Regions from separate parts of the Mus musculus genome. Here all the other regions are linked to region 3. A link is a loop called in an ENCODE intact Hi-C map of the cell type or tissue named here. Cell type or tissue: left cerebral cortex. All regions are shown on one strand. Region 1 has its middle 53 kb from the start of Gda. Region 2 has its middle 32 kb from the start of Gm38486. Region 3 holds the start of Gda (guanine deaminase).

Region 1 (5,000 bases), 53 kb before region 3:
GTTGCTGGGATTTGAACTCAGGACCTTCAGAAGAGCAGTCAGTACTCTTAACCACTGAGCCATCTCTACAACCCCTGCCTCAGCTTCCTAAACACTGGGATTACAGGTGAGAATCACAGCACACCAGGTCTTTCTGGGAAGCACTTTCTGGTCTTGAAGGGATACTTTGCAAAAGAGAGAGAGTGTGAAGTTAAAGGAAGGAAGGCGAAGGTTAAAACTTCATAATTTAATTTAATGGTTGTAAAATGTAATTTTGTTTATTTTTGTTAATTAAGTAAGAACACCTCCCATTTCCACAGAGTTATATCTTGGTATTCCCTAGTGTCAGTCCTGGCTGCCCCTTTGCTTTCAGGGTGCTAAGAGTTAAATCCTGCATGATCACATTTTGGAAAAGAAACCAGGCTTAGTGTTTCCCTAGTTTTCATCAACAAATGTTGATTTACATAATCATCTGTCCTTGATATCAAGTCTACCAAAATAACTATGGATTTTGTCTTTAAATACTTTGATCTTCTATTATATATATATATTTTTTTTGGCGATTTCAGAGTGATCCCTGCATGATTGAGATACACACTGTCATGCTGTGTGGTTTTATTTTAGCATTGGGTTCTCTGCTGTTTCACTTCAGCTTTTTCTGTCTATACTGAGTGAACTAAATCTGCATGGTGTTTTTTTTTTTTGTGTGTGTGTGTGTGCAAGTAGTGTATATATTTGCTATTTGGGTCAGGTTTGTTCTCAGTGTTATGGGAATTCTTTAAATAAATGCGAAGCTTTCCTGTTTATTTTAAAGAAGCTTCAAAGTTTCAAATTAATGCTCTGTCTCCTAACGAAAGGTGTAATTTCAGACAAGTTGTTTTACTTATGTTTAAATTTATTTGGCAAAAATTATATATTCGAAAAAGTCCTGTGCCAAAGGGACACATGTGCTGTGGAGATAAATTATTTGCAGAGCATGCTCCAGGCCCTGGGTCCTATCTCCATTGCTGCAAAAGGTGTCCCATATTCAACATTATCTCTTCTCCCCTCCTGTCCTTTCCTCTGCCCTCCCCGGTCCTCTCCTCCATTGTCCTCTCTCCTGTCCCCTCTCCTCTCTTTTCCCTTCTTTGAAACAGGGTCTCATTTCAAAGAAGAGCTGCCTAGGAATGCCTTGAACTTGATAAGTAGTGAGGCTGCCCTTAAACTTGTGATCCTCCCGCTTCGCCTCCGCCTCTCAGGGGAGCATGCCCTCCCCACCACCCCAACCTCTGACAGGTGTTACATTTTCCAGTCTTTCTTTCTGTATTCCAATCTTTTCTGTATTTCCATTTCCTTCTAATTTATGAGATTTTATCCCGATGTCCAGTGGGTGAAGCGCTCCTCCATTCCTCAGAGGAGTCCGCCATTTCAGATAGGGACTGTTCAGCATCGCTCTTCCCAATATCTCTGATATGAGTGCCCTGTTTGACCAGTGTCTTTTGTGATTTCTTGCCACTTCCCCAGTTAAAGAGGGAGGCCATGCCTTGTCCAATAATCATGGTTTGAGATTTTACAGAGATTACACATATTTAAAGTTACAGGTCAACTAAGATAAAGGGGACACTCTTCAACTTACTGTACTTATAAATTAAAATGTATTTTTTTTTTCTGGTTCAGAAATCTAGTCGTCTAAGGGTAAGAAAGAAAACAAGAGTATATGCTCTGCTCAGTGAGATCTCTCTGAACATTGATGGGGTGGCTGGGATTATCTGGGACAGGGGGCCCAGCCTGTTTCCAGCAGAGTTTCCTTTATTTGGAAAGAGTTGTTGTTGGTGTCTTCACTGGTTTCCCAACTCAGCACTCAGAGTCCATGGAAGGTCTCAGGAGGATCTCTGGTGCCTGCTCATCGTGGGGCTAGTGGGGCTAGTGGACAAGGAAATGATCTAGGGGGTTGATTTGTGTATCTTCCTTTGTTTACTTATACTTGAGCCCCACGACTGCACAGAGGGTTAGAGTCACATTTTTAGCCAAGTCCCTTTCTATGTGCCTTCCAGACTGCTTAGAAGCCTTTCCCTCATGGTTCCATCTTCATGCACTTGCCAGACTCCTTTCTTTCTCAGTAACCACCAATGATGCTGTAAGAGGTTCTCTGCTCACAGCATCTTACAGGCCATCTCCACAGAACACTTCCATGGAATGAAGGGTAGTTAAATGCATCCCCGAGTTGCTGTTTTTAACCGAGAGCCATCTCTGCTTTTAGGAAGTCCGGGACTGCTACCAACTCAACACCCACGTGTACTGGTAATGGCTGGCAAAGCATGGAGTTGGGGGCAGGCGGTTTATGCTATATTCTTATTTCATCTCTCTTCTGAAACCTACAAGCAGATGTCTTCTACATGAACACCAACTTAGTAGCCAAGAGCATCTTGGAAAGGGAAAGCCAAGATATTTCCCACAGTCCTTTATCTTCCAATATTTTCATACCTAGAAGTAACTAGAAAAATGAATTCCTCAGTGCTGGCCTACTGTCTGTCTGTTCTGCTGCCTCTTGTTGGTGCTGCTGGAGGCCTGCACAACACAGAGCATTGCCCTCATTGCCTCTGCTCTGCCCATTCTAAGTCATTTCATGCTTGTGAGATCTACCTTCAGGTAGATAGTTATCAAAGCATTCCTCCCATAAATAAAGTTAATCACTCAGCATTCCATTGCATGTCTGCCAAACTGAAGGATTTTGTCAAATACTCCTAAGTTATAAAAGTGACACCAAATTTTTCCTTTAAATTTAGACACATAAATAACTATATGTTAATATATTATTATATATTTTATATTAATTATATACCATATATCATCATAAGTCATAATATATATTAATTTCCTTTAAATCTAGATACATATAAAGAACTTATGTCTTTTTATATTTAGATGCTATTTCCCAGATAATTCATCGTCTGGCTACATTTTCTCTTACCTCCCACTATCTAGCAAGTTCTAAGTGGTGCTGGATTCAGGAAGTCAGGATCAAAATTTTTGGAGGCTTAGAGTTTGACCGAAGCCTCAGAATTGTAGGAGAAAGATAAAAGGTGTTAAGATTTCAATGGATTCCTAGAGGCACATGAGAGGAAGGATACTTGGACAGGAAAGCCTTCTGGCTGAGATTCAACACAATGCTACCACCAGGAGCATGAAGAGGAGGAGTTGGGCCAGAGGTTGTCAACCTGTGGGTCATGACCCTAGAATCACATATTAGCTCTCCTGCATATAAGATAATTATATTATGATTTATAATAGCAGCAAAAATACACTTATAAAGTAGCCACAAAATAATTGTGGTGGAGGAGTTACCAGAGCATGAGGAAGCTGCATTAGGAAGGCTGAGAGCCACCGATACAGGTGCTTTAATGTTTAATGGGGTATACGCATGACTTTATTCAACAGAAATTGCCGGGGCTATTTAATTTCTAATACTTGTGAGCCAAATCAGAATCCTTTTAAATTCATAGGTGAGGAAACAAATTTCCCAGGATGATAGTATTTTATATTGGTACTAAAAGTAGTTATTAATACTCAGAGAAGGGCTGGGGTGGAGGTCAGTTGGCAGAGTGTCTTGGCCCGCAGGACAGTCCAACAGGGTCTGGGAATGTGGAGAGAATGAAAGGTGAGAAACACAAGAATGGACAGCAAGTCTGATTGATCAAGCTGCCAAATTTTTATTGTTCCCAGGCAGGTTTTATGCCCCCAGAAGCAGGGTATGGGGAGGGGGATGACGCAGAATCGCTTTGTTTCTGGGAGAACACACCTGTTCCCAAAAGCAGGATATTGGCTAGTTAAAGAGTTCAGCAAGAGGAACAGAACAGAATGGGTTGCTAGGTCCCTGTCCACAAGATCTATAGCTATTTGTTCTTAACTGGGGGTAGCACTTTCCCATAGAGGCCTCAACTTTTTCCCACAGAAATCTCAACTAAGCTAGTACTTTTCCACTAAGGCCAAGACTTTGTAAGTACGCACTTATGGCTGACAAGGCAGATAACATTCAAACAGGGTCGCTCCCAACAGCAGAGTACTTAGCTAGGAAGCACAAAGGCCTGGGTTCCGCCCCCACATAAACCAAGCATGGTAGTGAGAGCTTGTAATTCCAGAGAAGAGCTATAAGAGGGAGAGACTTTACTGGACCTTGTGATCTTAACAATTGGGTTTGATCTTACTCCTTAGAAAATATTGATGTTTTGCTTATTTATTTTGATTTTAAAAATGGATTCCTAAGTTAACATGCAAAGCAATGAATTCAATCGCAACACCTTTATACATATATATCATTATGGTTTGTTTTTATTCCTTCCCGAAGCCCCACTTTGATCTCTTGCTTGTCTTTCTCCTGAGCATCCCCCTCTCTGCTTTCATGTCATTCATATTCCAGGCCCCTCTCTTGTTCCCCCTTTTAGCCTTCTATTCACACAATCCTCTTCTACTTTTATATCCCCTTCCCACACAAGTAAGTACATATTTAAATATGGATTCCACTTGAAAGAAAGCATGATATTTCTCTGAATCAGATTTATTTCCTTTAACACAATGATCTCCTGTCCAATCCATTTTCCTGAAAACGGCATGGATCTCTATTGGTCTGTATTCTGGACACTATCGGTGGAGATCTGTGAGGCTTTTGGCCTGGTTAGAGTGGCCAAGGAAAGGGGGGGAGGGGAGTTGAATAGAGGCAGCCACTGTTATTAAGAGAGCTACAGTAGCTGGCAGAAGTGCCCATACAGTGTGGTTACCCAGTGGGGGCTCAGACAGTCAGGACCCAGGATGGGAAGTGACCTTGGTAAGCTCAAGTAGTTACCTTCAGTGAAAGCTTTGGGAGAGAACTCTCTTCCCAAAACAGTGTTACAGTTCTTACATGACAGAAGCCCTGAGATGAGCTTTGATGAAGTCATTCTCACACCCCTCTTTCCTCCTCCTGTACAGGGTCTTTATATATATTGTGGGTTGGGGTCTGACAACAGATGCTTTCTCTGGGCTTCGTCTGAGATTAGGGATGCCTC
Region 2 (5,000 bases), 91 kb before region 3:
TAAGAGTATTGATAAGGGCACACTTCTTCAGGTGGGAGATAAGTAGCGCCCAGCAATTGTGCCACTAAGGAAGCTGAAATTGAACAACTGTGTGTCTGTGAGTTTCATCTACGAATCCAATATTCTCTGGGCGGGGGCAGTCAGTTCCTGGAGCTTAGGTGGGGCAGCAAAAGCAACACGCAACGCATGATGTTTGTAGAGAATACAAACTGGACTCAATGGACAGTGACTGTGTGCTCGCATAGCTAACCTTGCAAAGCTTCATTGGTCTCCCAGCTTTGCTGATCTTCACTTTGTAGAGAGAGGCACAGCAGAGAACTTCTGGCATGCTGGCTGGTTCTGGTCACTCCTGGTGACTTGTGCCAACTCAGTGACTCAGTGGAAGCCTGGTTGTTTCTGCTGGATTGTGCTGCTGAGTCACACTTGGAATTCAGACACTACTGAACTGGACTGCTACTACACAGAGATAGGAATTGCCCCCAAAGAACTACTTCTAAACAGATGCACATCCACTTTTTTATTTACCATCTTTTCTCTGCTACCTTTTGATGGTAGGCAAGAAGGTGTGTATACGTGTAGGGGGTGGTGGTGGTCAAAGCATTTGAAAATCCCTATTAAAAGTAGGTTTTAAAATATCAAAGTTTACAACCAGGTTTACAGACAAGAACCTGGAAGCTTTTGGAGGTTTGAAACTTCCACAATCAGCAAGTGTCAAGGACACTAACAGCTACACTTCAAACACCGTAATATTTTGTGCAGACAACACGCACAGGTGATCTGTGCAGAGTGTTTCCAGTACAGCCCTGGAGTACATTATTAGCTTTCTTACATGGCAGCTGAAAATGTATACTTTGCCCAATATCACTTAGTGAGCAAGAATCCAACTGAGCAAGTCAGGAGGAACAAGCCAGTAAGCAGCACCCCTTCCATGGCTTCTGCATGGCTCCTGATTTCAGCTTCCTGCCCTGCTTTGAGTTCCTGCCCTGGTTCCCTTCAGTGATGGACTGTGATGAGAAACTATAAAATGAACCATTTTCTCCCCAAGTTGCCCTTTGGTTATGGTGTCTTATCATAGCAATAGAAACTCTAAGACAGACATGACAGTGACCTCTCTGTGATACAATCTATCAGCAGCTTACAAACATTTAAATGGCTTCTCCATAAATAAAAGCCTTAGAACCCAACTCTCCACTCAGATCATTATGTATCTTTAAACCTACTACACAAATTAGAGTTTCTCTCACCACAGATGCATGGTGTGACATCTGGTCATTTATTCTATACTGTCAGATGAAGCTACTAATATCTCAGCCTTTGTGGCCTATGAGACACTAGAATGGGTGATTTCCTTTCCTTTCCTTTCCTTTCCTTTCCTTTCCTTTCCTTTCCTTTCCTTTCCTTTCCTCTCCTTTCCTTTCCTTTCCTTTCCGTCTTGGTTTTCTTTTTGTTTTGAGACATGTAGCACAGGATCTTTTCAGACTCATCGTGTAACTCAGGCTGTCTTTCCTGGAACTCACAATCCTTCTGCCTCAGCCTTCTGTGTTCTGGGGCTACTCACATACATTACCATTCCAAAATTAGGATGGATGGATGTATTTCATAAAATATTTTTCAGAATAACAATGCAGACTGCATGTCATAATGATGTCAAAAAGAGGTGCTGGAGAGATGGCTCAGCGGTTAAGAGCACCGACTGCTCTTCCAGAGATCCTGAGTTCAAATCCCAGCAACCACATGGTGGCTCACAACCAACTGCAATGAGATCTGATGCCCTCTTCTGGTGTGTCTGAAGACAGCTACAGTGTACTCATATACATAAAATAAATAAATAAATCTTTAAAAAAATTGATGCCAAGAAGAGCCCTTAGGTTCCTTCACACAGATGGCCAGTTGTGTGTTTAGGACAGAATACAGCTGTGAACTGCAATAGTGAATGCAGAACTCAGAGCTATGAACTTCAGTGCTACATAGCCTACTATGCCAAGTACATTCACTGGGGACCCCCAAGGCTCCTCTCCCCGCTTAAATTTACATTTTGTCTATTTTCTCAGACTTAAAATCATTTCCACAGGTGCTCTTACAGTCTTTGATTCATGTATTTGTCACAAAGACAGCATGGCATACACTAATAAACTACCCCGGGCTCAAAGAAGAGTACCCTAGTTTGATGGGGCATGAAGTTACCACGATTGACCACCAGGTGGCAGAGCCAGCCAGCTCAGGAAGCAAGGAGTCAAAGCATGCGCACAATGCCTGGTTACAAATGAAGTTTGAAATCACAGGCCCGAGAGCAGAGGCGATTTGTAGACAGTTGTTCTCAGCAGGGAGGACCAATTCCTTGAGCAGACGCACGACTAGAAAATGGTACCAAAGTTGCTAGTTCCAGTTCAGCCTGAGCATTCTGTTATAGATAGTCCTTTTGTATCACAGGAGTATCCTCCGACCCAAACTCCCTCCATCCTCAGGAGTTCTGCTGGGCCCCTTAACCGTTACCTTCTTTCATAAAAGGATGAGGAGGAGAAGGACACGGGTCCCTCACCTGAATCCAGCCACTCCCGACCAGTCCTGTGCAGTTCTTCCCTAATGGGTTGTGGTCCTGGCAGAGGGCTTTGAGGATGTTAGTTGGGAATGGTGAGGGGATGAGACTGTCTACCTAGCTATGGGGAAACCATCATTCCTACTGGGTGCAGACTGTCCAGTGTAGCTGCTTTAAGGTCATTTATGTGTTGCCCAGAACCCCTCACCCTTTGCTAAGTAAGGAAGCCTAATAATATGGGTTATCCTTGGCAAACTTGGGATGTAGTTGTGCCCCAGTTTGTTTTTGGGTCCTTAGGAGGACGGGTAGAGATCCTTCACATCTCTCTCAGGGAAGGAATTTTAGCATCAGCCTTTTCTTTTTTCTTTTTTTTTTTAAGTTTATTTTTTAATTATATGTGTAGTGTCTTTGTCTCTCTGCCTTTCTCTGTCTCTCTGTGTCTGTCTATTTCTCTCTCTCTCTCTCTCTCTCTCTCTCTCTCTCTTTCTCTCTCTTTCTCTTTCTGTGTGTGTGTGTGTGCGCGCGTGCGCGTGTATAGTGTAGTATAGTATAGTATAGTATTTGTACATGAGTCCAGATGTCTGTGGCTTCCAGGAGTGGGCATATGGTCTCTGGAGCTGGATTTAGAGATGTCTGTGAATCTTGCTATATGAGAATTGCTAGGAATTGAACTCAGGTCTTCTACAGTGCAGGAGGAACTCAGCTGCTGAGCCAGATTTTCAATCCCCTGTATGCAACACTTTAGTGGCAGAGCGGTTAACACTAGGTGTGGAGATGTGAAGATGATGAAAGATGCTCAAGCAGGAAGCAGTGTAGCATGCAGACCTGATCTGCAGTCAGGAAAAGGGCCGGCTAGCATCCTGTTCCCCTTTATGGCTTTGCTTCTAGTTATCAACCTTCCACTTTCTTTTGTATCTTGGCTCATGTCTTTCCTTCTTTCCACGAGGCCTGAGTGCTGTTTCCAGGAGACTTCCAGCATAGACTAAGGAGTGAGCAAACTTCCTCTAGAGGTTCAGCTTCTCCTACCCTCAGGATCTCTCTAGGAATGGCATTTGTGTGGCCTGCCCCCAGAAGTTCTCACTCTTTTTTTTAAAATTAATTATTTTTGTTTTTTATTTATTTTTTATTAGATATTTTCTTTATTTACATTTCAAATATTATCCCTTTTCCTGGTTTCCCCTCTGAAAACTTCCTCTCCCTCCCCATCCCCCTGCTCACCAACCCACTCACTACCACTTCCTGGCCCTGGTATTCCCCTACATGAGGACAAAGGGCCTCTCCTCCCATTGATGACTGACAAGGCCATCTGAAGTTCCCATTCCTGTCAATTGTCCCTATAGAGCCTTTATTCTCGTGAGTTACCATCAGAGAACTCAGCCCTGGTTCTCTCAGTGATTAAAAGCAGGAAGTTTAGAAGCCTTACAGCCAACTTTTGGGAGGTAAAACGCCTGTCTCTTATTTGCTGAAAGGACTGTTTTAGGTACAGGCATGCCACACTCTCTAGAGGCTTCCAATTGATCAACTGTTGAGACCTGCCTTTCAAAAACTTGCCTGTGCATGCAGGTTTGTGAATGTGGAGGCCAGGGGTGAATATTGGACCTTCCTTAATAATTCTCTACCTTAGTTTTTGAGGGAGGGTCTCTCACTGAGCCAGGAGCTCACAGGTTCACCTAGCCTCGGGGATCTCCCTGTCTCTACCTCCCCAGTTCTAGGGCCACAGGCATTTGCCACTGCCACCAGCTGCTCATGTGGGTGTTGGGAATCTGAACTCAACTCCTCCTGCTCTGGAGGCAAGCAGCTTCCTGGGTCTAAGCCCCAGCCCCACGACTTTCCTTTTAAAGTAAGAAAAAGCTTTAGCTTTAGCCACTGAGATGTCTATTTCAGTAGCCCAGGGCTCTGTTAGACCAACCTGGTGCTCAGAGGCTCAGGGAGACTCTTGCACTATTAACCAACGAGGCTGGTGTTCACAGGTAACATTCAGGCTAACTGGGTATTGCTTTGTCTTTAAGTGTGAAGGACTTGAAAAACATCAGCTTCTTAGCTGAGGAATTCCTGAATGGATGAAGACTTGAGTGGGAGGTGTCCGCTGAAAAGATGTAACTGTATCTCTGCAGGTCATCTGCGTGTTGGAGGGACATTGTGACTAAGAAGATACAGGGGAAGGTGGAAGATATGGCCCTGAGCCGCTATGCTATGCATCAGATCCCGTGTCACTTAAGCATCAGATCTGTCTGCCCTGTGGGAGGAAAATGTTATGCCATACCCCATATGTCCAATTGCATTTATTTCTAATGGTTGTAATGCATGACCATACCAAAAAAACATGGCTGGAGAGATGGCTCAGAGAGCGGAGCACTTGCCACACCCGTCTGACATTCTGAGTCCAATGATCAGAATCTAAGTAAAAAGCCATTGCTTTAATCCCAAGGCCCCTATGTTGATATGGGAAGTATGGTGGTTTGAA
Region 3 (5,000 bases):
AACTCTTTCAATTCCTTGGGGCCTGAATGAAAGAGAAGGAAAGAGAGAAAATTCTCATGTGCACCCCCTACACACACACACACACACACACACACACACGGAATGGATGAAAAAAAGTCAAGAGTTCAATAACTTCACACACATAAATATACATACATATATACATGCATGCATACATGCTTACAGACCTATAGATAGACATATACATATTCACACATGCATGGTTGGAGCAAAGTTCCAACAAGCAGGATCCAAGTATTCCACACATACATTCATAAATACACACAATTGGTGAATGGAAGGAACAATGCTCTAACCCCCATTCACACAAACTTCACACACACACACACACACACACACACACACACAAACACACAGTTGATGTATATGGGAGAAGCAATGTTCCAGCCACACTCATCCTTTATTCTTTCTTCCATAGCGTATATATCCCAGCAGAATCTTTCAAGCAGTATACAACTATAATGTGACTACATGTTAGTTTTCTTCTAATAAATGATTATGAAAAACAACCTGCTTTCCAATACCTGTACAGGAAATAACATTCCATAGTATAGATAAAGAAAACCCCCATGTACATTCATAACCAAGCAACTTGTTATAAATAATCAAAGTGTAATCAAGCAAGGTAGTTTTTCTCAGCCAGTTTCTCTTACTGGCAATTTGCAGTTACAAAGAAAGAAGTAATTATTTTACTATTTATCTTCAAAAGTAATCTTGTAAGAGTCTTAAAAGAATCACAAATCTAAACTTTTTTTTAATAAAAATCAGTCATATCTACCTTAAATCTTCAAAATGTCCATCTATTCATCAGCAATTCTTTTTTTTTTTTTTTTATTTCAACAAAAATTTTTATTTATTTATTTATTTATTTATTTATTTGAAACAAGGTCTTACTATGTAGTGCTGGTCCTCCTGGAACTCACTCTCATCAGCAATTCTTAATCTATCATATCAGGAAGCTGAGGACAAAATGAGTATAAGAAATCAACCATCACCAGTCCAGCTGCAGTGAGAGTCACGTCAGCCAGTGCTGCCATAGTTCTTGTTCCCTGACCTTACAAGGTCCCTAGCTTAACTAATAAAAGTGTGCCTTTCTGAACTTCATATTGTCTTCTAAGGTTTTTTTGTTTTGTTTTTCCTTTTCTTTCCTTTTTCATCAGAGCCAGTAGTAAAAACACCTCAACCTAGCTTCACTAGCAACTTTATTTTTCCAAATATTTTCTAAGGGTGGTAGTCATTGCTGACAATCTACGTCTTTAAATTCTCACAATGTACTACCTGTAAACATACATAAAAATGTAAATGCAACTTAAGTCCATTTGGTATTGTTCATAAGGATATGTTTATAGATGTGACCATTCGGTACTAGATATCTAATTACAGGGCTCATCCCTGACAAAGACTGACTCGCCTTCTCAGCCCTCATTAATTGCCTGTAGCACTTCATCTGGAGAGGTCTTGTGGGATTTCCCGATACCAAGCTTGATTGTCAGCTAATGTTAGTGCTCAGGTGTAGCCTCGTGTAGGCTACTATGTTATTGAGATCACATGGTGCAGTTTTCCTGCATATAGAAGACACAATCTGGAGGGAATTTAGTAGGAAGAGTGGGGGTAGTGAGTAAATATGATCAAAATACATTGTAAAAAATGATCAAAGGAATAAAATATTAACATTAAAAAGAAATGGTAATAAACATATGGGAGAAAATGACACTCTTAAGGATGGATATGACCAGTGAAGGAAAAGGATGGATTCCTGGGACGGGAACTTCTGGATAGGGGGAAGTTAGCTCTTGGGCAGGGGCAGTTACTGCATGGAGTTACAACTTAAGGCAAAGCAATGAAGAGAGGCTGCCCCATTTAGATTCAGAGCAAGCCCATTGCTGTGGGGAGCAGCAGAGGAAACCTGGGATCCACACTTTGAAGGTAACCAGAAAGTCCTGCCTGCAGGACCTAACTCGAGGAGCTGGAGGCTGTTGTGGGGGGAGGGAACCTGGACAGGTTTTGTAGTGACTTGGCCCAGGTTCTGATTTCATGAAAGGAATGGAAGACCTCAGACTGTTTGGTAGCTTGCAGGTGGTCTTTAGATTTCTACCCTTGTACTTCAGCTGCTGGGAACTTCATTTTCTCCTCTTTTACAACTGAATAAATAAAATTAGTTTCCTCAGACACAAGACAAGTTAGTCGTGGTATTGTATGTGGATGGGCAAAAGGACTAAAATATTGACCTCGGTGGAAGAGAGGGACTTTGAGATCTAGATTAACCCTTGGTGCTGGAGATCCCTGTAAAGTTCCACATAAGTCAAGCTTCCAGAACCCCAGCAAACAATGAACACATAGTATGCATCCTTCAATCTCAGGAAAGGAAACTGGCCACAAGGTGTACAGCTCAAAGTGACCTTTCACCTGTCACCACGTTTATGCAAGTTCAGAATTCTGGTGCTCAAGTTGAGGGGATGAACGGTCCTAGGAGTATAGAAGGCTCAGAGAAGACAGTGTAGGTGCACAACGAAAGCAAGTCAGAGTGGCTTGATTTCGATAACTCAAGGAGTTAACACATCCAAAACCAACGCAGGGGTGGGGAGGAAAGCCACACCCCAAGGGAGCTGGAGCCAACTCAGAGGAGAAAAATCCTATTGGCATCCAGGAGGCAGGGAGCCAGCCCCTGGGCGCGGCCTGCAGGGGGCAGGCGATCGCCTGGGGAAGCGGGGGCAGAACGAGCCCCAAGAGCCAGCAGCTCCCGCTCCGCAGCCGCAGGAACCGCTCTGCGCCCGCCCGGTGCGCCCTCCTTGGCCAGTGAACTCGCGCTGCCCTGCTGCAGCCATGTGTGCGGCTCGGACGCCGCCGCTGGCGCTCGTCTTCCGAGGGACTTTCGTCCACTCCACCTGGACCTGCCCCATGGAGGTGCTTCGCGATCACCTCCTCGGCGTGAGCGACAGCGGCAAAGTGAGTGGGCACCGGGTCCCGCGCACCGCGGACAGGTGGAGGGACCCTGGCGAGGCACTGCGCGTTCAGGGTTCGCTCCTGTAGAGCGAGCACGGTGGCTCCAGAGTTGAACTTTAGCGTTTGGCTTCTAGAGAAGGCAGACTGACTGATCACTAGGTTTGTAACCTGGCTAGGGCGGAATGACATCCCAGAAGCCTGGAACAGTACTCGCACCGCACTGTAGGCATCCCTAGAAAAGGTGGTTGAATTTCTTGAGACAGAGCTGACCAGGGTGGCGTGGGGATCAGTTGATTAGTGTTGTCTGCTGAATTTATCAGGTAGAATAAGCAAAAACATCTGGTCTCATTCGCAGGCTCTTTCATCAAACAATGCATTAACACTACATGTTACACAAGTTTAATCTTGGAAGGGACAGAACTGGAAAATCTGTCTCTGTCTCTGTCTTCTCTGTCTCTCTGTCTCTCTCTCTCTCTCTCTCTCTCTCTCTCTCTCTCTCACACACACACACACACACACACACACAACACAGCCATTTGAATCAAAACAAACGGTTTCATTTTAAGGTTCAAAATGCCTTCTATGATTATAGCTTTTATACCCTCCCCCTACAATTAGATTTCCACAAGTGTCCTTTGATACCTGGCACTTCTTTGTCCACCCAGATGGTGACAGTGTACATTAGTAACATCCTGGCCAGTTTGATAAGTGAAGTCATTTCATTTTGGGGGCAGAATGGGATTTTTAATTGTTTCTCAAAGTATACCAGTCTGTGGTCTGCCAAGTTGAAGATGCTGTCATTGACCATGCTGAATTATGACTTAGATTTGGGAGTAACCAAACCTGATATTCTTAAAGATTTTTAAAAATGTGTGTGTGTGTGTACATACTCAAAGTAGCATGTGTGGTCAGAGAGCAACGTGTTCTCTTTGTTGGTTCTCTCCTTAATCCCCATGGATTCCAGGAACTGAATCCAGGTCCTCAGGCTTGGTGACAAGCACCTTGGTGACAAGTACTTTTTACATGCTGAGCCACCACACAGGCTCCCAATCTTGTTTTCTTGTGGGACTTGATTTTTTTTTTTTTTTGCTGTTGTTGTTGTTGGTACATTGGGAAGCAGGATGTTGCGTTTCCAAGGTGATAACATTCTCAGAGCTCACCTAACGGAGAGACTTCAGTAAACCTGGAGACCTGCATACATATCCACTCCACGCTTTGGGCTGTGATCCTCAGCTTCAGTGAACTAACTCCTCCCTGTGTAAGTCCCAGGAAACCGAATACAGAGCCTGAGAGGCTGGTGAGAGAGAGGAGATGCTAGTTTGGCCATAGAAGCTTTTCAGCTCATAGCTTTCTTTTTGGAATTAATCTCCTATTCCCTCAATTCTAATAAGTAATGGATGCAACAGTATATTTGGGGGGCATGATGGAAATAAGTAAGAAAAGGAAGTAAGTTATCATAAAATTAATCTTTCCTTGAGTTTATACTGAAGAATAAGTGTGTCCTGAACATGCAATTAGTGGTTGAGTCAGAGAGCCTACTCCTCTGGGAGCGTGCTGAGACTCTCGGTTTGCAGAGTGTGCCCTTCCCACATGAGACAAAATTAACCAGAAATTAGCCACAGAGGTTGGCTAGTCAAGATATACAGCTGAAACTCTCCTTTGTCATTGGATTGTTAGCTGTTGCTCTCCTTCTGAGTGTAAGACAGTAAGTTACCCCTTCCCTGGGCTTAGGGAGAGCATGATGGATGTATTTCAGTATTTGATTTCCCACATGTTAAATAGGGCATGCTTGACATTTAGGGTTGCTAAGATAAACTGGTTATTTTCGTATTTATCTAAACACTTTAAGGTCCTTGAAAACTAGTATATTCTGGAAGTGAGTCAGTGCATACTTGGGATCATTAGTTGCCTCTGAATTATATGGAGCTTCTTAAAGCTAGTGCCGGGACATACACTGGAATGGTTTGGGAGCATCTAGAAGCACTTGTGAAAATCCTGGCTCCTGGACAGCATCCCCAGAGAACTCAAATGCATAG

Evidence for each region. Hi-C counts contacts between places; a loop is a spot of excess contacts. Peaks named below come from ENCODE experiments on the same cell type or tissue, not always from the same donor. Only the 100,000 strongest peaks of a DNase experiment are listed, where the experiment ranks them.
Region 1: it touches region 3 in a loop (5-fold over the local background); 5 of 42 quality-filtered maps call a loop at or near these places.
Region 2: a loop joins it to region 3, with 3 times the contacts of the local background. A loop is called at or near these places in 4 of 42 quality-filtered maps.

The regions. Positions count from the first base shown.
Region 1 is chr19:21,523,231-21,528,230 of GRCm38, reverse strand. No RefSeq gene overlaps it. Among named protein-coding and RNA genes, the nearest start is that of Gda, 53 kb to the right of the region's middle. In left cerebral cortex, no CTCF peak of the experiment used is centred here; DNase peaks (open chromatin) are centred at 650, 2,243 and 4,019; H3K27ac peaks cover 2,405 bases.
Region 2 is chr19:21,561,535-21,566,534 of GRCm38, reverse strand. No RefSeq gene overlaps it. Among named protein-coding and RNA genes, the nearest start is that of Gm38486, 32 kb to the left of the region's middle. In left cerebral cortex, a CTCF peak has its summit at 2,195 (motif pointing right); a DNase peak (open chromatin) is centred at 2,224.
Region 3 is chr19:21,470,335-21,475,334 of GRCm38, reverse strand. It overlaps Gda (guanine deaminase), which reads left to right and starts at 2,674. Exons shown (of 14, transcript NM_010266.2): 1 at 2,674-2,967. The coding sequence starts at 2,845. In left cerebral cortex, a CTCF peak has its summit at 2,691 (motif pointing right); DNase peaks (open chromatin) are centred at 2,680, 4,128, 4,592 and 4,872; H3K4me3 peaks cover 2,652 bases; H3K27ac peaks cover 2,056 bases.